Linked DNA regions of Homo sapiens: region 2 is linked to region 1. The links are chromatin contacts, found by Hi-C in ENCODE. All regions are on one chromosome and are shown on one strand. The core of a region is the stretch at or near the end of the contact, and the rest is flanking DNA. Distances in the headings are between cores, read along the strand shown. Region 1 overlaps FARP1 (FERM, ARH/RhoGEF and pleckstrin domain protein 1). Region 2 overlaps DOCK9 (dedicator of cytokinesis 9).

The links. A loop is a pair of places that touch in the nucleus more often than their neighbours do. Pooled maps may share reads with other maps.
Region 2: a map of OCI-LY7 shows a loop between it and region 1 (4-fold over the local background). The contact joins two enhancer-like sites. A Hi-C loop is called at or near these places in 4 of 168 maps with a recorded cell type or tissue (IMR-90, OCI-LY7, cardiac septum and 1 more), 1 of 37 single-sample maps with no recorded cell type and 5 of 50 pooled maps.

Annotation. Positions count from the first base shown.
Region 1 is chr13:98,443,872-98,447,652 of GRCh38, forward strand. FARP1 (FERM, ARH/RhoGEF and pleckstrin domain protein 1) reads left to right here. Exons shown (of 27, transcript NM_005766.4): 25 at 2,227-2,334; 26 at 2,795-2,946. STK24 (serine/threonine kinase 24) reads right to left here. Exons shown (of 11, transcript NM_001032296.4): 11 at 1,314-3,781. Among named protein-coding and RNA genes, the nearest start is that of FARP1-AS1, 9.9 kb to the left of the region's middle. RefSeq lists enhancers at 1,369-1,418, 2,189-2,238 and a silencer at 1,964-2,258. Within about 2 kb of position 2,045, at least 13 of the 41 ENCODE cell types and tissues checked have a DNase peak (open chromatin) inside an H3K27ac peak, as active enhancers do.
Region 2 is chr13:98,827,396-98,831,493 of GRCh38, forward strand. DOCK9 (dedicator of cytokinesis 9) reads right to left here. Exons shown (of 53, transcript NM_001366683.2): 41 at 3,953-4,098; 42 at 2,248-2,361; 43 at 1,912-2,127. Among named protein-coding and RNA genes, the nearest start is that of DOCK9-AS1, 2.6 kb to the right of the region's middle. Within about 2 kb of position 1,441, at least 2 of the 41 ENCODE cell types and tissues checked have a DNase peak (open chromatin) inside an H3K27ac peak, as active enhancers do.

The DNA.
Region 1 (3,781 bases), core at 795-3,294:
AGGACCGGAAGGAGGGAAGGGACAGTGAGGCCAGGGAGTGGCGGGCACGGGGGTTATATTTGTTCCCCGTGGCGTCACTCGGCACCAACCTCAGACTGGGTGAGGCCACAGAAACATCTCCCACAGTGCGGGAAGCCGGAAGTCCAAAATCAAGCTGCTGGCAGGTGGGTTCCTTTGGGAGGCCTTGAGGGAAAATGTCCCCACCTGACAGCATCTGGTGGCTGCGGCAGTCTTCTTCTCGGGGGGTCCCCGACTCCACCCATGTTGCAGGGCTCCGGTCTGCCGTGTCACCAGCTGTCCTCCCTGTATCTGCACTCTAATATCCTCTTCTAAGGACACGGCTCGTGCTGGGCTTAGGGCTCGTCCTAGTGACCTTACCTTGACTCGATCGCATCTGCAGAGACCCTGTGTCCATGTGAGGTCACCATTGTAGGCACGGAGGGTTTGGACTTGTTGGGGGTGCAATTCAACCCACAGCAGGGTCTGAGGGAATGGGATCCAAGAAGGGAGAGGAGCGGTGGCCCCAATGAAGGGCCACGAGGAGACAGGGCAGGCTGGTCTGGTTCTGAACAAGGATGTTGACCCTCTCGTGAAGGCAGTGAATGGAGACAGGTCTGGGAGCCACCAGCATGGCCTCGGCCTCCTGAGTGCAGGGCAGGAGACTCATGGCGCGCAGGGCCCGTAACACGCTGGAGGCCAGGATGGACCCGACACAGGGGAGCGGGAGGCTCGGCCCGGCCGTGGGGAGCGAGGAAGGGCCGCTGGATGTGCCTATTGATAAAGAGGTTTCCAGAGGCTATTGGAATGGCCAGGCAGAAGCTAGAGAGCGCTAAGGAAGCTGCTTTGGAAACAAATGGGCCCAGACTGTGATGGGTGACATGTATGAACCCCACTGTGGGCTGGCTGCTGTGTGAAAATTATGTGAGTCAGTATGAAAATACCTAGGAAAGGGGAGTGTGCCACCCTCCTTGCTCCATGTTGCGTGACCCAAGATGCCGCATGGGCATCAGCCCAGCCCTGGCCACCACCAGGACCTTCTGGGAACCTGGAGCCTTGCATTTTCTTGTTCCTTTCTGCCACTGGGGGAGGAGGATGGATGGCTGGAGCTGCCTGCCTGGCCTGGAATGCCCTTTCTCCCCGTCTGCGGGGTCCCCCACATCCTGCAGCCCCTCACGGACCTACTGTCAGTGTCCATGTCTCCCACTGGACCCTCCCTGAGCAACTGGAGGGCAGGGACATCAGACCATTTGATCCCAGCTCCCAGCACAGAAGCTTAGTGCCAGGGGCACCCAGAGAGATGGAATGAGGCAGACTCGGAGGTCTGTATTTTTTATTGTGGTAAAATAGCTATACCACAATATTGGCCAACTTAACGATTTTTACGGGAACAATTCAGTGGCATTAAGTGCCTTTACAAGGTGGTGCAACTGCTTTGAGTCTCTGCTGGTGATGTCACTTTGGCAAAGGGACGAAATGAGCCACCAGTGCGTCAGGCCTGCTCAGAGTTGTTTGGAGGTAGCATGGACACAGGTGCCTGTCCCTGCCCCCTAGCTGGGCTGCAGCGCATCCTAACAATGCTCCAGGGGCTGGGCCGGCCCTGAGCCTGGAGGTGGGCAGGGCTGCAACTGCCTCCTGGGCCACTAGAGGGCATGTGGGAGCCACTCACATGCACCCCAGGCCCCACTTCCTGGGTAGGGTGCCTGGCCCCTCAAAACGAGTGCTGCTCTGAGCTTGTTGGGATGGATCTTTCCCTCCTTCAGCTTCCGCCTGCTGGCAATGCATGGGGTCCTGCGCCCCCATTTCTGCCTCGGTGTCACAGGGCACACCCCTCTCCCCTCAAGGTGGCTCTTCTCCTCAGGACACCACTCCCGTTGGATTTAGGGCCCACCCTACCCCAGTGTGATCTCGTCTTCACTAGTTACCCTGCAACGAGCCTATTTCCAAATAAGCCTGTGTTCTAAGGTACTGGTAGTCAGGACCTCAACGTGTCTTTTGGGGGGACACAGGGACCCCAAGATGCCCCACAGCAAGTGACAAGGGGAAGTGATGAGATCAGGGTCCCAGGACCTGCCAAGTCTCCCCACACACGGGGGAGCGGGGGTGGGGCCCACATCCTTCAGTCACGGACATGCCCCAGCCCAGGGCCCTGGTGCAGGGAGAGCTGCTCTCTGTGCCCTCCTGGGGCAGGTGCCCGCTGTGCTTCTCACAGGCCTCCTTGCCTTTCAGAATCAGTTGTCTGGAAACCTGCTGAGGAAATTCAAAAACAGCAACGGGTGGCAGAAGCTGTGGGTGGTGTTCACAAACTTCTGCCTGTTCTTCTACAAATCACACCAGGTAAGTGTCTCGCACAGGGCAGGTGGCCCTGGGACCTTGGGGGTGGCAGCATGAGGTGAGGGGGCCGCCCTCCTCTGGAATGACTCAGGCCTCTTGGGCTCCAGGTGTCACGGGGATGACAGGGATGCTGGCGGGGGGCCCTGTCCACCCGAGGCCCTCAACTCTAGGGAAGACTGACATTATCATCCACTGAAGGACAACTTCTGCCCTAGGAAGGGCCACCTGTCTTCTGCCTGGACAAGGGACGGGGGTTGGCTTTATCTACAGCTCAGTCCTGGCGGGACTTGCCACCCGGGCCATCACGTACAGGCAAACACTGGCTGCCATGGTCCCTTCCAGGCCCACGCCCGAGGAGGGAGCTGCCTGGGCTCCCAAGTCCCTGTCTGATGCGGGGCAGCAGCCAGGCCCAGCAGCAGAAGCTGACCCCGAAAAGCCACTTTGCTTTGTTTCCCCTTTCCAGGACAATCATCCCCTTGCCAGCCTGCCTCTGCTCGGCTACTCGCTCACCATCCCCTCTGAGTCCGAGAACATCCAGAAAGACTACGTGTTCAAGCTGCACTTCAAGTCCCACGTCTACTACTTCAGGGCGGAAAGCGAGTACACGTTCGAAAGGTAGACACCCCCTTCCCACGCACAGGGCCCTGCAGAAGAGGACCCCCTCTTCCAAACATCAGGATTTCTCCCAAGTCAGCGAGTGAGATGGCCCCACCCTTCCCTGCCAACTAAGCGTTTAGACCTGGGGTCCCACTGCCCGACACCAGCAGGCGATTCTGTTCTCATGGCAGAAAGTGGGGTCCCAACTTCCCTGCGCCCTTACCCTGCACGGTGTTGGCTGAGGCCCTAGACATCTTGCTTGGAGATCTCTGACATAACGTGTCCGGGATGATGAAGCTAAGCCCCAGTGAGACTGCCTACATGGTGTAATGGCAGGGACTGCAGACTTCATTTAGCCAAGAAAGAAATGCAACAGTCAGGCCTAAGACTGTTCCTGCAATTCATATTTTGAATAGAGATCCTGGGCCTCTGCAAATTGCATCCCCAAGCCGACTACTTGTGCAGTTTGCCCTGCTGAGCCCTCCTCGCCCCGGGAGGCAGAAGGGGAGGGGTCCTCAGCAATATGCTGAGCACCTCCTAAACAACATCACCTGAAAAAGGAACCTAGAGGAGAGCCATTCTCAAATCTGATCCTGGACTGAGCTCGAGAGCTGGGTTGAGAGCTGGGTTGATCAAAGTTGGGATTTTGCTATTATTGTGACAAAGGGTCCAGCCTTGCAGTCCAGATCCTGAAAGGCCTGGGACAAGGCCAGGTAATTTGGGGAGTCCGTCCTGCATTGTGCAGGATGTTCAGCGGCATCCCTGGCCACCCACTAGATGCCCGCAGCAACCCCTCAGTTGGGACATCTAAAAATGTCTCCAGACTTTACCAAATGGGACAGCATTGCACCCA
Region 2 (4,098 bases), core at 191-2,690, 380 kb after region 1:
ACGTATCTTAAATTGAAAGAAAAAAGAAATTTTTTCACCAAATTGCCATGGTGTTATAAAGATCAAAGACAGCTGTTAGAAGCGAACCCCCTGCAAGGTTCTAATGCATGCGGTTCTGTGCCTGTCAGCGGGGTGAGCGCCACCACGTGGTGCCCTCGTCTAGACCCTCACCCCTAGCTACTAGCCAACACACACCAGCAGAGGCTGCTCCACGTGCACGTGTGTCAACGAATGTTAGCAGCGTGGCATGCACTCTGATGTGTGCAGAGAGAAGTCTGTTGGAGAGTGGAGTTATGTACTGTCCAGTCCTCGGAGGCAGAGTTCATGCCTCCCACGTGTGTCCCTCTTGCAGTACAAAGCAGGGTCACATGCACTGAACAGGCAGGAAAGTACATGACGGGTTACTGAGCACACACACAAAACCAGACACGGCAAGGGCAATAAGAAATCTTATAAATTAGCTGCTTTCGTCCCTTATTCACTGGGTATACTGGGTTGGGTAGTGTCCCGCCAAAATTCATGGCCTCCCTGAGACCTCAGAATGTGATATTATTTGGAAACAGGCTCTGTTAGGTGTAATTAGTTAAGATGAGGTCATACTGGTGTGTGGTGGGCCCTAAATTCAACATTACTGGTGTCATAGACATATGGGGAAGGATGCTATGCGACCACGGAGGCAGGAACTGGAGGGATGTGGCTACAAGCCAAGGAACATCAAGACTGCTGGCAACACAAAGAGCTCAGGGACAGGCATGGAACCAGTTCTCCCCAAGGACATTCGGAGATGTGGCCCTGCTGCCACTGCAATCTTGGACTTCTGCCTCCAGAACTGTGAGAGGATACATTTCTGTGTGAAGCCACTCAGTCTGGGTACTTTGTTATGGCAGCCATGTAAAACTAATTCACAGAGGAACAGCTGAAGCTTAGTAAGTTCTTCCTTTCTTTTTTTGAGACCTAGGCCACATATGTCATTAAAGAATCTTAAATTCTTAGAATGATAGAAAAGTTACTTCTCTTAGTTATTCCTTTTTATTATGGCCAATGTGTGGTTTACATTAAATTTATAGTCAAAACTGTCACGTTAATGTGTACTTTTTAGCATATTGAGCTCCTTGAAAAATAAATATGTAAAAATAGTTAAAATTTTCAGACTTAGAGTATGTTTATTAATTCAAACAGTTATAAAAGTTTAAAAGTCAAAACTTGCTTGCTATTGTAATAATGTTGATCATAGCTAAACATCTCAGGCACAGACACTGAATGAGTTCTCCTAGGCGCACAGACTGCCTTACAGCCAATTGTTTTCTTCAATTCCCCATTTTACAGATGATGTCATTGAGCAATAGAGGGGTTAAAAAACTGGCTCAATGTCACAGAGTTAGTTAATATTGGATCTTGGATTCAAAGTCCAATATTACTTGTACTGGAGCCCACACACCCAACTCCCAGCCATGCAGTCTACATATTGAAACACGTCAGCTCTGCATAGAAGGGAATGCTGGAATACCTACTGCATCCACAAAAGGAAATGGACTACCCTACAGAGGAGAAAGCAACACCTGTCATTACCTTAAATAACAGGAGGAATTCATTTGATCATAAAATAGCTGAATTTTAGAACTACAGAGGAATTTTGATGTGTATTTTAATTAGCAGGAGACTGTATGAATAGGTTTAAGAGCTTAAACAATGCTCTTTGTTGACAAAAATAACCCCTTACAATTTGTTTTAAATTATTAAAATGCTCAGCTAACTATGAAGTCACCCTAAGCTTCATACTGTTTAAAGTTTTGCATACTTTTAATTGGTTTTTGATTAATGGAATAACTTTTCTCAAAACTGGCTTTTTAAGTGAATGGGGCCTCACTGGTTTTTTCAAAAACCCATTCAAGCGGCTGGCAGGGCTACTACCTCTGAGAGATCGCCATTTTTGACATGGATCCTGGCCATGCTGTCGAGCCACGTCTTCCTGAGCTCGGGCGTGCTGGCATAGGATTTGGCCAGGCTGTACTGGAGGTCCACCAGCATCTCTGGGTCGTTCTCATGCTCCTTCATCTGGGCGGTGGCCATTAGCACCGTGCGTATCCTTTTGGTTAAGTCCTTCACATCAGAGGAGAAGCTGGTGTGCTAAAACAAGGGTGGAAGAGGAAAGGACACATGGCTTCCTCTGTTTGCTGCCTGTCCACAAGCACCTCAGGTGCTGATGCAGAGTCTCAGGGTGAAACTAACATGGGCCAGGCTACCCACCTTAATAAGCCGGTCACTGTTGGCACAGTTGTTGATGATGGACAGGGACTGCTGGAATCTGGTTCCCCCAATGCCAACAACGTCTGCTATCAGCTGGCTGACAGATATGATGACCTTAGGGACACACAAACATGAGCAAATCAATTTACCTTCAAATGACTGCCCAGGCTGGGCTTCTGCGTTCAGTTAGGATGTGCCTAAGGACCCAGCAAAGTGGGGGTTGGGGGGTGCTTTGAGCAGGGGTCGCTCCGTGTAGGAAACAATGTCTGAGGTATTTTCTTCCCCTTTAAGAATAATTACAGAAAGTGATTCTGCTATCCTTAAAAAACACTGTTTGCAAAGCAAAATGCTGATCAGGAGAGCAAAGGGAGAAAGAAAATGAGATAAGCCCATCCACTTGGATAGTTACTTACCTATTACCTTCTCTAACCAAGAGGGAGACATGATTTATTTCTCAGTTTTCAGTTTGAACTTAAATGTATTAAATATGCTATGGGTAGACTGTCCTTTGCAATACTTTATCAGAACATGGATAGATTAACTATGCCACAGGGGGCTCTGTCTTTTTTTGGCTCAATGAATAGCACTGCCTTTACCCAGTTGCTTGAGCTAAAGCATGGAGGCCATCTTTATTTTCCTTTTCCTTCACCACACCCAGTTACAATCAGTCACCAAATGTTGTCAACTCAATCTCCTCTTCCTTCTTACCTCACCATCCCTGGTCTAGGATACCATCCTCTCTGACCTAGCTTTGACAATGGTCTCCCTAGCTGAGGTCTAGACTACCCTTGACCCATCATCAACACAGGAGTCCAGAAGATCTGTCCAAATATGCAATGATTTGGATATGCCACCATGGGTCCTCCTCAACTCCTTCTCACCCATATTCTAAACTCCGCAGTAAGGAACATCTCTAGTTCCCCAGATGGGTGCTTCCCCGTAGTTCACTGTGGCCTGGAACATGCTCACTGATCTTCAACCATGAGCCCCTATGCATCCTTCACATCCTCTAGGTGCCCCTCCTGATACACTCAAGTTCCTCTACAATAACAGTGGTCACACTTGTACTCTCAGAGTTCCAGAGCTTGTCTGTGACCTCCATTAGACTACACTCCATGAGGGCTGGGAGAGGGTTGTTTTGTTCATGGTTGTATCCACGAATCCTATGTGGACAATAAATATTGTTTTTTAAAAAAAGGGTTAAATACAGAGATGGAAAAGGGACACCTACCATGTGTTTGTAGAAAAAGAGAGTTTACAAAAATACACAAGTTTGGTCATTATCTTGGCTGGCTCTCAGAGCAGAGAATTTAGGATGCTTTAATTCTGCAGAGATAGCAGATGTGTCAGCAGATAGAGGACAGAAAAGAACCACTTAGGTTGGGCTTCTTGTTCCTTACCTAAAATGTTTACTATTAAGCATCCTCACATAGGTTCTAACACTTCTTGATTCAATGGAATTTTAGTCAGTCCAATATTGATTCAATATTTAAATGTCAATTTACCAACAGAAACGCATCTCAGGCCCATATCTTATAGTAATGGAACATGAAATAAACCAAGCCAGCAAACGTGGCTTCCCAGTTTTCCAGATCTTGCAGTATCTTTATGACAAGGTAAATTGGTTAATGTGATACTCAAAGTTTTCCTGATACAGCAGGATTCTACAGAGTAAATCTGTATTGGAAAGCTAAACCACACGCACTTGCAAATGTGTCCGGACAAAGGACTTCTTTCCAGTGTAATCAAAGTTGTTCCTCATCAGGAAGTAGAGCAGCTGGGAGGCCTCCGTCCTGATGGAGCTCAGCTTGGAGTTACAGCACTTGAGAATCTCGTAACACAGAGCCGCAC